Regions from separate parts of the Homo sapiens genome. Here region 1 is linked to region 2. A link is a loop called in an ENCODE intact Hi-C map of the cell type or tissue named here. Cell type or tissue: B cell. All regions are shown on one strand.

Region 1 (8,000 bases), 170 kb before region 2:
GCCTACTTTCCTGCCTCAGTTGAGAAGTCAAACAAGAAATCAGCTACCTACCAGGCCTGGTAAACATCTCATCAATCCTACCACTAACTGATTTTATATAAATTCCCAACTTTCACAAAATAGCATTTCAGCAAGGCAGTAATAAGTCTGTAATTGTCATCATCAACTCCTGAGTAATACAATATGACCCAGGAGACAGAGGTCATTTGAAGACCAGAAAGAGGAATGAGAATCAAAACTAAAGACAGACAAACTCTCAATCTTGATGAGAAAATTCAGCATGGTTGGCTATCCCTCCAGCATTTCTTCACAAGCAGACTCTGGGCATGGGTGATAGGTTTTTCCTCTGTAGTTACAATTTCATTTCACAAGGTAAAAGGCTCTTCTGTCCAAGTATAATAGGAAAAGAGAGAGCCTGTCTCCCTGCGAATTACTAAAACACAGTTTTTGATAGCCTATTTTGTCATGTCGAGTAGAAAGGCCACCCACGCACTCCCTCTGTACCTGTCCACTACTGGGGCAATAAGTTAGTGTAATAATAGGTAAACCAGAAAAGACCAGCTGGGCACGAAATGGTCCATAACACAATGGCTCTTGGAAAAAAAGAGTGGTGTTTACTTCTATTTTTTGGCTGTGGATATTTGTTTTGGAGCCATATCCCACTTAGAGTCTTGGTACAGAAATTAAGCATTAATCTCATTAATCTCCAATGAGATGACTCCACAAGGAACAAAGTTATTAAAAAAAAAAAAGAGAAATAAGATGTATTAAGCAGATGGCTTTTTAAAAGTCATTTCAAAAAGGCTTTCTTAAGACAAATAAACCAGTATAGATTCAGAGAATATAACTGATTAATGCAATAAATGTGAGTTAAAAAATATCTTTTCTTTAATTTCTAGACTAGGACAGTAATTAGATATAGCTCAATTAATGCAGATGAATTTCAAAACAGACAAAATGGTCTTTTTCTCCTTTTAAAGCAGCTGGCACAAAGCCACCTAGAATGAACCTGGACTCTTATCCCCATCCTAGATCAAACTAATATGAAGGAGAAAATGTACTCATTCAACATTTATTAAGTCCTTCTTAAATGCCAGTGGGGAGTAACATGCCACAGGGGAAATGTCCAAGGCAGGCTACAACCACCCTAATCTTCCAGGGACATAGATTTTACCTAAAACCCATAAACAAGACCAAAAGTTACATTAATGTGGTACCAGGTTTTGTGTGTTTGTCTGTTTGTTTCAAGTTACATTAAAAGATCCTTCTTCTACATTGCCATTTTGGCACTTTTAACCTAAGATGTTTATCTTCAGAGCACATTTAATTGGTTCCAAAAAATAAGTGGCTTATCAATACATATCAAGGAAGTCAGATGACAGATGAGAAAAAGAAGTAAATTCTTCTAAATGTAATTTTAATTCTGGAAATATCAAGACAAATATAGCTCCTAGCAAAATAACAGCTCAAAATATGTAAGTCTTGTTAGACAGTGCTTACGGGACAGCAATGGAGCAAATACCAACTCCCTCCCAGTCCAATTAGAAGAAAGCCCCTTAGGGGGCTCAAATCCTTCCCAGCCCTATTCTTGCTCATTAGCACTGGGTCTGTAACACAAGGCACCCTTGACTACTGTACGCACCTTCTGGGATAACACGGTAAGTCTCAGTCAGTTTGTTCCACTTTAGTATTCTCAGACCCAGACTACTCAAGTTCAGTTGATCCCTGTTGGTCTAAAAAACCTGTCTCCTCCGTATTTTCCGAATTCCCACAGTAATTCTTCACAAAACTCACTTGACAACTCTGTAAGTTCTCCTGGTTTTCTAGAATCAGAAGAAAACTAAACAGTCATTTGGAAAAGAACAGTGTTAATGACCACTCCCTAAATTATTCCACACCAAAAAGAGCTGCCCCATCAGCACAATGATCTACTCTGCCACTTAAAAATTTTTCCCTGCTTAAATATTAGCATGCAACCCAATGTACTGGTGCCTTAAGTTAACATCACAATGAGACCTCATTTTTCTGTCTCACAAAGGGGTGGAGAGAAAGCTGACTTTGAATAAATTGGGTTTAGATTACTGGATTATTATTATTATTATTATTAAAGAATAAAGGCATTTAGCTGGGAAGCAGTAGTCATGATTTTTTTTTTTAATTAAGCCATGGACCCGATACCTTGATAAATTTGTAGTGACTACATGGGCAGCCAGCAAGACCACATCAGCTTCCATCCGGAGTAGGAGGAATGGCAATTTCCACTGCAAAGGGAGAGACTACAAAAATAAACCTGAAATGCATGCTAATCTCCATGTCTGTCAAAAGCTTACCCATCTCCACTCCCCACACCCCCAAGCCAGAGATGACCCACACCTTCTCAGGGCTCCAATCAGTGGTGTTTCCTGAGCATACTGTTCCCAAGGCACTTTCCACACACACCATGGTGGGGGAGGGTGGTAATTTGAGAGTTTTTGCTTTAAACTGGAGTTATTATTTTTTATTAGCATCCAACACACTTAGCATACAAAGGAAGAACCCAGTAAATAACAGTGATCTACCAAAAAAACTTTAGAAGGGACTCAACTGACCACTCAAATTAAGAACATGGCAAAAGACATACAAAAACAGAATATTTATCAATTTGGTGCCATGTGATCGTTGTTGTGGTTTGTTTTTTTCCCTTTTATTCCTCCTTGTTCCTTTGGGCCAACTGAGTAAATCTGGCTTAAAGCAGTCCACAAAAATGGATTTTTTAGCAATACCTTAAGAAAATATCTTTAAATGTACCTTTGGTTTTATTTTTCCATAGAAACACTCTAAAAGGTTCACAAGAAAGGAGCTCTAAACACGTTTAATGAATTACTTTAAAGGAAAAAGTGTTTAAAAAGCATTATTTTGAAAAGGCAGCAGCTGCTGGATTCCACCTTCTGCTGCCTCCGACTGCATTTAGAGTAACCCTCCAAAACCATGTGAGGTGTGTGCTCCCCACCCCCAAGATATGCTCTTCACAGATCAGAATCCATTCTGCAGCCAACCGATAGCTGGGCTCCAGCCTCTCAAGGGGGCAGATGAGGCACAGAAGCGCTGACAAGCCCTCACCAGCAGCAGTGATGCAGAGCGCCAGAATAAACTCTGAAGCTGCTTCTCACGGTTGAAAGGATGAGGCACAAGCTGTTTTCTCACATCCTCTGCCTCTTAAGGTTACAACAAACCAGGCTCTGATTGAATTAAAATCCCTACAGTTTATGTTTTCACAGAGGAGGATGAAGCAAAGATGACCTGTGCTTGCTGGGAACATAACCAGCCATATATGGTCTTGGTTGATAAATGAAGAGTTAAAAAAGATTAAAAATTTAAGTCATGACTGCCATGAAATTGTTTATTCATGCTAAGGTGTTTTGGGCAGTTACAGCTGTACAACAGTAAATTGTTAACAACCGTTTCCTGAAGAAAAATTTCTATTATAGATCACAGATAAGACAAGCAGCAGAGTGCAATGTTGCAGGGAGAGCAACATTACGACCAACAGAGGATATGGTAGATGCAAGTCAAGAGGACCTGCCCTTTCCTGAAATCACTTTCAAGAAAAATCGTACTTTGAGGAGGATGACATTTACCCCTATTTGCTGCCTCTAATTAAAATTAAGGTAATTTAAAAAATTTCAAATGCACTTTAAATTTGATGTAAGACATAATTAAACATCAGATTTTAAAAAATATCATTAGGGCAGTTGGGTGCAGGTTGGCATACAAGAGGAAAAAAAAAACAGTTTAGCTCTCAGAAAACAGGAGGGAAATGGCAATCTGTCAAAGTTATTATAGGGGGATGTGTTTTTTCCCTTTTTAAAGACCAGAACTTAACAACTTGGAACATCTGTGCCCTTGCCTTTCCCAAATATGCCGATGTCGAGCAGCGTTTTTTGTGTCAGTCTTCTCCCCGGCAGGAGCCAGGCTGGTGAATCAGCAAAATGTCAGTATCTTCCAAAAGCAGCTACTATTATTTTGAGTTAGCAGGAATAGAAAAAAGAATGAGAGTGGTGTTTCCAGAAAGAAAATAAGTCATTTCTGTACTAATAATATACAGGGTAACAGGTGACCATGCGACTCTGTCAGCAATGTCGTAAATCCCACAGGAAGACCTGAGGTGCACTGGAGGAACACCGGACTGAAAATCACAGACCTGGAGTGCCTGTCTTAACTTCAAGTTAGCTGTCCAACATCTGGACTTCACACTTGTCACTAAGTAGAAACAAACAAGGTACTGAGCTAAGTCCTCTCTAAGGTCTGATCAGATTCTGAAATCTACCCTTCTGTAGGTGAACTGAAATGTGAAGTAACAACCAGAACTCGTAGTCACTGAGTCTGTGAACACCATTAGTGCCCAGAATAGAGCTAGGCATATGGCAGTTACCTGCCAAAGATGGAATGTTTATATCCCCCCACAGATTCATATGTTGAAGCCTATCCCCAATGTGATGGTACTTGGAGGTGGGGCCCTTGGGATTAGTGTCCTAAAAAGAGACACAGCGAGCTCCCTCACTCCTTCCACCATGTGAGGACGCAGTGAGAAAACAGCTATCTACAAACCTGGAAGCAGACCCTCACCAGACACCAAAACTGCTGGTGCCTTGGTCTTGAACTTCCCAGTCTCCAGAACTGTGAGAAATAAATTTTTGTTGTTTATAAGCCACCCAGTTTACGGTATTTTGTTATAGCAGCCCAAATAGACCAAGACAATACCCAATATATACTTACTGACTGATGCTGCTTGAGCAACCAGCACAGCTTATGGTTCCTAAGGGCCTAGCACAGTGCCTGGTACATCATGAGCACTCACAGCAGCTCTACTGAATGAATTTCATGAGACCATACACTGAGCTCACTCAGCAGCAAGCTAACTAGGGTTCTTATACAACCCAGAACCCCACAGCAAACCCTGGTGAACAAAGTCATAAATCTGGGAGCTAACAGATCAATTCTTGATGCTATCTAACATTACATGAAGCATCAGAAATGTCTTAAGACTGCCCTTCAAGAAGCCTGCATTAAAATTACTCACTGATTTATTTCTATGAGAATTATCAGCCAGGCAAGAACTTAGTCAGACACGCTCTCAGGAGAGAGATTACCAGAAAGATGAAAATAACATGAAGCAACAGCAGATTCCCTGTGAATATCACTCAAGCAGACTAACTACATTTGTCTCTTACCTTTGGAAATCTGGATTCAAACAGAACAACTACTAGAAGAGAATTTGGTTTAATGAACATAACCCTGTCCACAGGCACATCAAAAGCCTTTGCAATAAAGCTACTGCACACCTGATAGCCAAGATAAAGTATAAAATGGTTTTGGAAGTCACGAATCAGATTCAGTGACAAGTAACATTTACCAAGTACCTACTATGTATCAAGAACTGTGCTCAGCACTTATACACTCCTTTGATCCTCTCAGTAACATGGAAAGCTACTCCAGAGGCTGAGGCAAAATCACTTGAGGCCAGGAGATTGAGTCCAGCCTGGGCAACATTGCAAGATCCATCTCCAAAAAATTAAATAAAAAAAAAATTAGCTAGGCATGGTGGTATGCACCTGTAGTCCCTCCTCAGGAGGCTAAGGAGTAGGATCACTTAGGCCTAGGAGTTTGAGGCTGTAGTGAGCTATGATTATGCCACTGCACTTCAGTCAGGGTGACAAAGCAAGACCCTGTCTCTAAAAACAAATAAAAATAAAAATAACACTGAAAGACAAAAGTTATTAACTCTATCTGTGCAAAAAAGAATACAAGTTGTGGAAGGGCACCGTCTTTCACACAAAAATGCGGTTGAGAGTCAAACCTAGATTGTCTGTTTAGGTCCAACATGCACTCAACAAATATTAAATGCTATTTACTGTGTACTCAGTCTTTTTTTTTTTTTTTTTTTTTTTTTTGAGATGGAGTCCCACTCACTCTGTTGCCCAGAGTAGCATACAGTGGCATGATCTCGGCTCACTGCAACCTCTGCCTCCCAGGTTCAAGAGCTTTTCCTGCCTCAGCCTCCCGAGTAGCTGGAACTACAGGCGTGCACCACCACGTCCAGTTAATTTTTATATTTTTAGAGATAGGGTTTCGCTATGTTGGCCAGGGTGGTCTCAAACTGCTGACCTTAAGTAATCCAACCACCTTGGCCTCCCAAAGTCTTGGGATTACAGGCACAAGCCACCACACTCAGCCTTGTTTTTAGGAACTAGGAATGAACAAAACAGAACAGCTTCCCTGTCCTCCTGGACATCCAAATGTGCTTTTTACCATGGTTCACTATCTCTAGTCTCAACTCCACTGGACCATCAGTCAGCAGAAAGATGCCTAGATTTACACATTCAAATCTGTCTGGCTTTGCCCCCATAAGGGGCCTTCCAATCCAGATCCTGAAAAGTAAAGCTGTTAATGTATGAACAGATATATCACGATGAATTCTAGTACTAATAAGAGCAAATAGGACAATTTTAAGGATTGCCCAAGATTTGCAAGATTTGTTAATAGAGAAAAACCAGGTTTTCAAATGAGTAAAAAGCATTGTGTGTTTCAAGACAGAAGATAATTAGAATGGAAACAGAACATCAGATTTTATAGCACACATCTACAAAGAGAGACAGGAGAAAGAGTAACAGCACTTCCCCACCATGTCAGCTCTCCTACTGAGGTCAGATCTGAAAGGATATCTGTATTATCGTGTCCGAGCAAGCCGAGAAGCGACTGTACAGCATTCAGCTCCACCAGAAGGTGGTACAGGTCTGGCATGGTGGCCACCACGTGCATCTCCTGAATGATGTCATTTAGGTCCAGCTCGGATTCCATGAACCTAGGAGGGAAAACAAGACATCATTAGAAGGAAAGGGGCACTATCAGCAATGAGGAGCAAACAGCAACAATCTAGACAACAAGGCAATCTGTCAAAGTGTCTACAACAGACCAACCAAGAAGTACACTCATCCAAACATCATACTGTCACACAATTTCCTTGGGAAATCGATTTCCTCATTACAAAAATCAATCTTGGATTCAGATCTCATTACAGGGTTCCCTTACTCTTGCAGTCACAAGCTGCCTTTCAGAGGCTCCCGAAGCATTTTGTAGCACTAAACGATCTTTCCACCAGTCCTATAGATTAGCCACCATTACCCCTTGGTGTGGCAATTCACTCTGTTGCCCTGAACATAGTTATCCTACTACCCATCCAAAAAGGGTTTCTCTTACTTCCCACTTCAGATCAAGGGCCAGTTATTCCCCTTACCAAAGAAGATAAGATTTTCTGTATCCAAAAATGCCCTCCCTCTTCCTCCTCTTTGGAGCTGATTCAGAGGCAGATACCAAAGAAAAGCAGACCTAGTCTCTGGCATCCTACAATCACCACCAACTTTACACAGCATGATACTTTACTCACATTTCTATACCTGAACCTTTCAACAAACCTATGCCCAGGCACTAAGAACAGAACTACTTTGCATTCACGCTGCATGCCCTCCCCCGGTGTTTGACATACAAGAAATGCCGATTAAGCCTTGGATGAACAAGACAGGAAGGTTTGTTCTGAGATGGAAATGAGCTAATCTGGTGTAAGGCAACTGAACAATACCTGACTGAGAGTGACTGAGAGGAAGCAGTGGTTAAACTGACTCTGGAGTCAGACTACCTGGGTTTGAACCTGGCTTAGCCACCTACTTAGCCTCTCTATGCCTCAGTTTCTTCTGTAAATAGGGACAATAAGGTTATCTGTCTCACAGGGCCACTGTAAAGAGTAAATGAGTAAGGACATATAAAGCACTGAGAACAATGTCTACCATATAAAAAGCACTATGTAAGTATTTGTTCTCATTACTATTGCTGCTACTATTACTGTAATATGTCTGTCTTCTCTTCTAGAAAGTAAACTTCTTAAAGACAGGAAATGTATCTTTGTCTCTTATATCCACAGATGCCTACTGAATTAAATTGAGGGCACAAAGAAAAGGAACACAAGC
Region 2 (8,000 bases):
GTTTTTATTTTTTGTTGAGGGAGTGGGTCTCACTATGTTGCCCAAGCTGGTCTCCTGGGCTCAGTGATCCTCCCACTTCGACCTTCCAAAGTGATGGGATTACAGGCATGAGCCCCTGCACCCAGCCTGTTTACAGCTCTTACTTCATTTGCTCCTTCTGTCATCTCTGCGGGGCTCCTGATGAGACCAATCTTAGTTACATTTACCCTTTTTGCCTAGCCTTATGCTGGGAACTGGGAACCCACAGCCACAGTCCTTGACCAGCCTCAGCATCTCATGACAGAGCCAGACATGAGGGAATAAAGGCAGTGTGGAAATGTAATCACCAAAAACGTCCTGGGTCCATGGGAGCCCCAGATGAGGAGGGAGGTCTCTCTGCTGAGAGCAGGAGTGAGGTGGGATGGAGGAGGCTGGCGTTTGTGTGGCTGGGAGAGCTCTGAGGAGGTGGGCTCTGAGCTGGTTCTGAGGCTCTGAGGTTAGGAGCATAGACTCTGGAGTTGCACTGCCTGCCCTGCCATCCTACTGTGTGACCCAGGGCAAGTTGCTTGACTTCTCTGAGCCTCTGCTGACTTCAGGAGATCTGCAAATGGGAATTTCTCTTAGAGGGGCTGTGAGTGCCAAGTGAATAAGGCATATAAAGTGTGAAGTGCAATACCTGGTGCAGAGGGCTAGCTGGTGTCCTCACAATTTGCAGAGAGTGTCTAGGAGTTTGCCTAAAGGACAATGTGGCAAATGGTTTGGGCAAAGGGAACAGCCTCTGCCAAGGTGTGAACATGGGGAAATAGGAGCCACTGGGAGATGCTGGAGCTTAGGAAGAACTGAGAGAGGGGGCTGGTGTGGATAGGGCTTGGAAGGCCAGAAATTTGTACCCAAGCCTGAGGGGAGTGGGGAGCAATGGAAGGGTCTTGAGCAGGAGAGGGGCCAGGTCAAATCGTCTATTAGAAAGACCCCACTAGGTTGGGCTCAGTGGCTCACACCTGTAATCCCAGCACTTTGGGAGGCCAAGGTGTGTGGATCACCTGAAGTCAGGAGTTCGAGATCAGCCTGGCCAACATGGCCAAACCCTGTCTCTACTAAAAATACAAAAATTAGCCAGGTGTGGTGGTGCATGCCTGTAGTCCCAGCTACTCGGAAGGCTGAGGCAGAAGAATCACTTGAACCCAGAAGGTGGAGGTTGCAGTGAGCCAAGATCACACCACTGCACTCCAGCCTGGGTAAGAGAGTGAGACTCCACCTCAAAACAAAATGAAACAAAACAACACCACTAAAGGTGAATGAAGAAGAGAGGTTGGCGGGACCAAGTTGGGACTCATATTCTGCTCTCTCTGCCCAAATGCTCCTGCATAGCCCTGAAGGATTTCAAATCCTTTATGAAGTCTAGTGCCTGCCCTGCTTACAGGCCCCAGGTACTGGCTGGGTTCCCAGTGGCCATCTCTCCAGCTGAGATATGTGTGTTGGAGCCGGGGGAGTGGAGAAGCCAGCTTCGGGGTGGGAAGCCCATCTGGCAGATTCTGGCTGGAGTAGGGGGCAGTGGCGGGGCAGCCTCCTGCTCATCAGCCTTTCCACTGTGGAGTCAGTCAAGCGTTCCTCCCTCCAAGGAGTGGTGGCTGTCAGGCGTGTCCAAACTGCACTCCTGGCTGCCTCAATTTTGCATCCCCTAGGTAGCGCAGACACCATGAATGGACCAGAGATTGAATGCAAAATCAAAATGCAGCAAATAAATGGATGCAAAAGTCATTTGGAGCCAATAATAAGAACCACCTCCAGACTCAGAAGCAGGGAAAGTTGCACAGAGGCTGAGCTGGCCTGGCTGCTGGTGGAGAAGGGATGTTAGTTTGGGCACCCCTTCCCCGGCTTCACTGGCCCCAACACTCCTCTCACTGATCCACGTCGCTGGATGGTCTCCAAGGTTACTCAGGGTACAGACAGGGAAAATGAGACTTGGGGCCAGGTGCGATGGCTCATGCCTGTAATCCTAGCACTTTGGGAGGCCAAGCCAGATGGATCACCTGAGGTCAGAAGTTTGAGACCAGCCTGGCCAACATGGTGAAACCCCGTCTCCACGAAAAATACAAAACTTAGGCTTGGTGGCACATGCCTGTAATCTCAGCGACTTGGGAAGCTGAGGCAGGAGAATCACTTGGAATCACCTGGAAGGCGGAAGTTGCAGTGAGCCGAGATGGTGCCACTACACTCCAGCCTGGGCAACAGAGCGAGACTCCATCTCAAAAAAAAAAAAGAGAGAGAGAGAGACTTGTAAACAGAGGATAGATACAACCCAAGATACCCAAAGAGTTAGGGCCCTAGACTCAAACAGATCTGAGTTTTGATTCAGCTCTTCCAATTTCCAGCACACGTGACCTTCAGCAAGTCACCTAATCTGCAATTGCTCTCATCACTTTAGTTGGGCAGGCCAAAGGTAAAATATTGGAGCGTGGAAAGGCACTAAGCACTGAACAGAGATGGAGCACCAAATATGCACTTGTGAGGGCAGGTCTCATTCACTTCTCCATCCCAAGGCCTCCGCTGTGCCCAGCACACAGTAGGTGCTCAATGCATATCTGTTGAAGTCATGGATGGTGCAATGACTGCGTTAGGAACTAGGAGCAGAGTTCTAATTTGTTTGCTGATATAGCCCTAGAGCCCTAAACAGTGCCTGGCACATAGTAGGTGCTCAGTAACAGTGGTCCCCAATCTTTGTGGCACAAGGGACAGCTTTCATGGAAGACAATTTTTCCAAGGACCGGTGTGGGGTTGGGGGAAGGAAGGTTTCAGGATGATTCCCGGATGATTAAAGCACATTACATTTATCGTGCACTCTATTTCTATCACATTGTAATATAGAATGAAATAATTATACAACTCACCATAATGTAGAATCAGTAAGAGCCCTGAGCTTGTTTTCCTACAACTAGATGGTCCCATCTGGGGGTGATGGGAGACAGTGACAGATCATCAGGCGTTAGATTCTCATAAGGAGTGTGCAACCTAGATCCCTCGCATGCACAGTTCACAATAGGGTTCGCCCTCCTGTGAGAATCTAATGCCACCACTGATCTGACAGGAGGTGGAGCTCAGGCAGTAATGTGAGCAATGGGGAGCAGCTGTAAATACAGATGAAGCTTTGCTTGCTTGTCCCCCGCTCACCTCCTGCTATGTGGCCTGGGGGTTGAGGATCCCTGCTCAATGATACACACATTAATGAATTTGGTTTTAAACACCAACTTTGTCCTTCCCCTAGTTGCCATCATTGAAGAGCCCCAGCACCCCAAGCACCCCAGCCTGGGCTCCTGGGGGCTGCAAATTGAACTTCATGTGTCTTAGTGCCCAGAGAGGGAAGGAAAACGTTATACTAACATCTGGTAGTCACAGGTACCAACAAGGCACTTCATGGGTTACAAAGCAGGTTCCCATGGAATGTCTTTGCTGATCTCCAGTCAGTTTCACAGATGGAGAAAGAGAAACTCAAAAGATGAGGTGACTTGCGCAGGGTCACAAGGTATGTCAAGCAGAGATGGCTGGGATTGAAATGGCAAATCCTTTCTCTTTGTATCATTCATTCCTCTAACCAGTTATAACAAGTACCTCCCAGTGGGATCATGATGGGGCTCAGACAGGCACTGGTCCCCACTATGGAAGGAGTGAGGGTCCTGGGTCAGCAGGCTGAAGGCCAAGGCCCACCCTGGGCCACCAAGAGCTGTGGAGACAGGGAAGTGAAGAGCAGGATGAGAGACAAGTGGAGAAGCCTCTGGCTAGGTCATCCGGGCAGCTAGGACAAAGCAGAGAGACTAGAAGGGGCAGAGAGAAAGGCAATTACACCAGGAACATCTATTAAGCACTCACTGTATGCCAGGCACTGAGGATATGGCAGTGAGCAAGGCAAACAAGGAACTCACATGCTGGTGGGGAGACAGACTCTGGTTTGTAATTACTCACTGCAAGTAGAAGTGGGGGCTCTGAAGGCAAGGAGCATGGTTTCCAGGAGGACACGGGGACATAAGTTAGGCCTGGAGGGTCAGGGAGGGCTTCTTGGAAAAGGTGGTGCTTGGGCAGAGATCTGGAGGATGATAAGAGAAGGAGGGAGGGAGAGACAGAGACAAGGAGTGGGAAAGACGAGAGTAGGGGGAAGAAACTGACAAAGTCAGAGGAAGAGTTTGAGGACCCAGTGCAGTGGCTCACACCCAACACTCTGGGAGGCCGAGGCAGGTGGATCACCTGAGGCCAGGAGTTTGAGACCAGCCTGACCAACATGGCGAAACCCCATCTCTACTAAAAATACAAAAATTAGCCGGGCGTGGTGGTGCACACGTGTAGTCCCAGCTACTCAGGAGGCTGAGGCATGAGAATCACTTGAACCCAGGAGGCAGAGGCTGCAGTGAGCTGAGATTGTGCCACTGCACTCCAGTCTGGGTGACAGAATGAGGCTCTGTCTCAAAAGAAAAAAAAAGAAAGAGAGAGAGAGAGTTTGAGGAAAGATGATGAGCAAAGAGAAGGATCCAGAAACGAGATGGTCAGCTGGAGTGCAAGGTAGAGGAGAAAAGGGAGCCCCAGACACAGCCAGCTGGGGGCTAACAGTGAGACCAAGAGCAAGGAGGAAGGGAGGGTGAGAGGAAAGAGAGACACACAAATCACTCCAAGCTCCCCACCTACTGTAGCTCAGACTTTCATCTCTGACACAAAAGAGGAACTTGAGTTCCCCTCCAGGGAAGCACAGGGCACTCAGGCTGAGAATTCACATCCCAGCTGTGGTTTCCTGTTTCCCCCTGTAAGCCAGAGGGCACTACTGCATGGAGGTAGCGCTGTGGGGCTGGTGGGCCAGGCCTAAGGACAGAGCCAGAGGCTGAGCTTCCTCCCTCTCCCAAAACCCTCAGTGAGTGCCTCAACCTAATTTTCTGCCAAAGACCCACTGTCAGCTAAAGGGCTTGTTGTTGGGTAGGGTGCTAACTGTTAATGAAGGTGTTACCTGTTAACTAGGATGTGTTCACTGTGGACTAACATGTTCACTGTCAACAAAAGTGTGTGTTAAGTAGCATGTCCACAGTTTACCAGGGTGTTAACTGTTAAAAACAATGTTTGCTGTTAACTAGAGTGTTCACTGTTAACTATATACTACAGTGTTCAACAAGTAAGCTTTTTGTTAAGTAGGGTGTTTGCAGTTAACTAGGGTGTTAACAGTTAATGAAGATGCTGGCTATTAACTAGGGTGTTTAACTTCAACTAAGGTATCTGTTAATAAGGTGTTTGCAGCCAGGCGTGGTGGCTCATGCCTGTAATCCCAGCACTTTGGGAGGCCAAGATGGGTGGATCACCTGAGGTCAGGAGTTCAAGACCAGCCTGGTCAACATGATAAAGCCCCATTTCTACTAAATATACAAAAAATTAGCTGGTGTGGTGGCAGACACTTGTAATCCCAGCTTTTTGGGAGGCTGAGGCAGGAGAATCACTTGAACCCGGGAGGGGGAGATTGCACTGAGCCAAGATTGTGCCACTGCACCCAGCCTGGGCAACAAGAGCTAAACTTCATCTCAAATAATAATAATAATAACAATTATAAAGTGTTTGCTTTGGCCCCAGCTTTTGTGCCTCAGTTTACATACTCCACCCTCCTCCCTCTCTCCATCTTATTGGCTGGTGGTGCTGGCATTTCTCTCAAAGCAGGGCTCATCACTGCAAGTACAAGGTCCTTGTTTGACTTCAGGACCTCTCCCCCAGTAACCTGGCCCCATAAAGAGTCCAACTCAACTCCCCGGTCCCAATCTTAATTGACAACCAAGGTGGAAAGTAAAATACTTTCTGAAATTACCTACATTTTAAAAAAGAAACATTTGAAAGATTTACATAGCCAAATGACTGACTCCTTAATGGCGGAATGACAGGCAGAAAAGCTATTCCTTGGCCTTGAAATCCTGCAGAATGGAGAGGCTGTGAGCTCTGATGGTGGGATTCCCATGTTGTTTCCAGCTTTGAAGTCATGCCTGGGCATCTGCCAGAACATGAGGGGACAGCATCTATCAGTCCTGTCCCCCAGGCTGGAATATTGTGCTGGGTGCTGCCTGGAGAAGGGAGGCCCAGTGCTGGTGTTCCAGGATCCCTGCCAGGGCCCTGACTCAGATGGCCACGGGAAGCCGGAGTCTGCCCTCCAAGTAGCCACTGATTTGCTGGGCAACACTCATCAAGTTATTGCCCAGTTTGGGCCTCTGTGTAAGGTGGGGTTCAAGCCAGCAGACATTGGTGGATCTGCCCAGCTGTATCTTTTGGGGCCACTCTTCAAGGCCCACTTCACAGACACAGAAACAGAGGTCCAGGGAGGTGGCCCTCTCCTAGGTCTGCACCCAGCCTTCACCCACCCCACTCCCTTCTCAGTCCTGACTCCCCAGCCTGCCCCAGGTCCTAAGAGCCCTCCCCCACTGCCAGGGCCATGGCAGTCCTTCTAGATACAGGACGGACTCAGTGCCAGCAGGCCTCCTCGGTCTGGGAGTCAGCTCCTGTGAGAGAGGGGTGGAAGGAGTTCCAAAGCTGCCCATCAGGCCACTGCCAGGCCTTCAGCCCCTCTGCCACCGCAGCCTGCCAGGTTTGGGCCAGACACACACCCACACACATTTGCAAACACGCTCAAGTATGGTAGGCATACTAGTACAATGCATGCCCTCAACTTCACTCCCAGACACACATGCACCATTACACAGACACACAGATGCCCCTACAGACACTCATGACACACACTCAGATAGACCACACACACGTGCCCATGCAGGCCCATGCACAGGGCACACTATGCTACACACCCACAAGCCATGTGTGTCACCCACTGTGCCAGCCCAGCCGCACCACCTGCCTGGACGTTAGCATCGCCCAACCTCAACCATCTCCCCACCCTGTCATCTCTCTGCTGCCCCTCTGAACCCAGCACACACCCCACACTGCAGTCACGACATTCCCGGCTGAAAGCACACTGATGGCTCCCCTCAGGCTCTCGGGGGCAAATCCACTGCCCCACCTCAGCTCACCCCAGCCCTCTCCCCCAGCATACACTCAGCCCTACAGCAGCCCCTCGTCCCCTAGGCCAGAGGCTCAGCTCACATCTAGCACCCCAGCTGGTGCCTCTTGGCCAGGCAGAGGGAAGAGCTGTGGCTGTCAGTCCTCACAGTGGGCCACCCAGAACATGCACTTGACAAGCACTTTCTTATTTAATTCTCTCAACAGCACTATGAGGGAACAGGTACCTCTATTCACCCCATTTTACAGAGAAAAAGACTAAGGCTCAGAGGGCTGGGCTAGGATGTTTGGGGGAGGGGAAGAGAGCGCTGTGTGAGCCTCTTCTCCATACCCCCACCTCCCTACTCCTTCTCTGTCTCATTTACCTTCCTCTGTCCAAACAGGTCTCTCTTTTTCGGAGACGGAGTCTCACTTTGTCACTCAGGCTAGAGTGCAGTGGTGCGATCTGAGCTCACTGCAACCTCTGCCTCTTGGGTTCAAGCGATTCTTCTGCCTCAGCCTCCCAAGTAACTGTAATTACAGGTGCCTACCACCACACTCAGCTAATTTTTGTATTTTTAGTAGAGACGGGGTTTCACCATGTTAGCCAGGCTGGTCTCGAACTCCTGACCTCAAGTGATCCGCCTGACTCAGTCTCCCAAAATGCTGAGATTACAGGCGTGAGCCACTGCACCCAGCCCAAACAGGTCTCTTAAAGCCTCGCCTCTCTTTCCCCTTTCTTCTGAGAGTTGCTGTCCCTGGTCCTGACAGCTTCCCCTGCCTCTGGCCATCTTCTCTTGCTCCTCCAGTCACCAACGTCCCTTCCTCCGAGAAGAGAACAATGGGAACTGTGTACAGGCCTCGGTTTGGCCGAGGCTCCGCCCAGCTCTGACAGTCACTAGCTGTGTGATGCTGGGCAGGTGGCTCCATCTCTCTGTGCCTCATTTTCCCCATCTACAAAGTGGGGGTGATAATAATACCACTTAGCATTGCTGGGAGGAATAATTGAGTTAATACAAGCGAGT

Evidence for each region. A loop is a pair of places that touch in the nucleus more often than their neighbours do. Peaks named below come from ENCODE experiments on the same cell type or tissue, not always from the same donor. Only the 100,000 strongest peaks of a DNase experiment are listed, where the experiment ranks them.
Region 1: a loop joins it to region 2, with 3 times the contacts of the local background. A loop is called at or near these places in 3 of 110 quality-filtered maps.

Annotation. Positions count from the first base shown.
Region 1 is chr20:37,745,309-37,753,308 of GRCh38, reverse strand. It overlaps CTNNBL1 (catenin beta like 1), which reads right to left. Exons shown (of 16, transcript NM_030877.5): 4 at 6,702-6,841. LOC124904895 (a long non-coding RNA gene) reads right to left here and starts at 5,912. Exons shown (of 2, transcript XR_007067575.1): 1 at 2,179-5,912; 2 at 1-1,823. RefSeq lists a silencer at 2,996-3,045. In B cell, no CTCF peak of the experiment used is centred here; a DNase peak (open chromatin) is centred at 3,138.
Region 2 is chr20:37,572,797-37,580,796 of GRCh38, reverse strand. The region is part of intron 2 of LINC01746 (long intergenic non-protein coding RNA 1746); the gene reads right to left. Among named protein-coding and RNA genes, the nearest start is that of LINC01746, 5.7 kb to the right of the region's middle. RefSeq lists an enhancer at 4,500-4,549. In B cell, no CTCF peak of the experiment used is centred here; a DNase peak (open chromatin) is centred at 4,726; H3K27ac peaks cover 304 bases; H3K27me3 peaks cover 465 bases.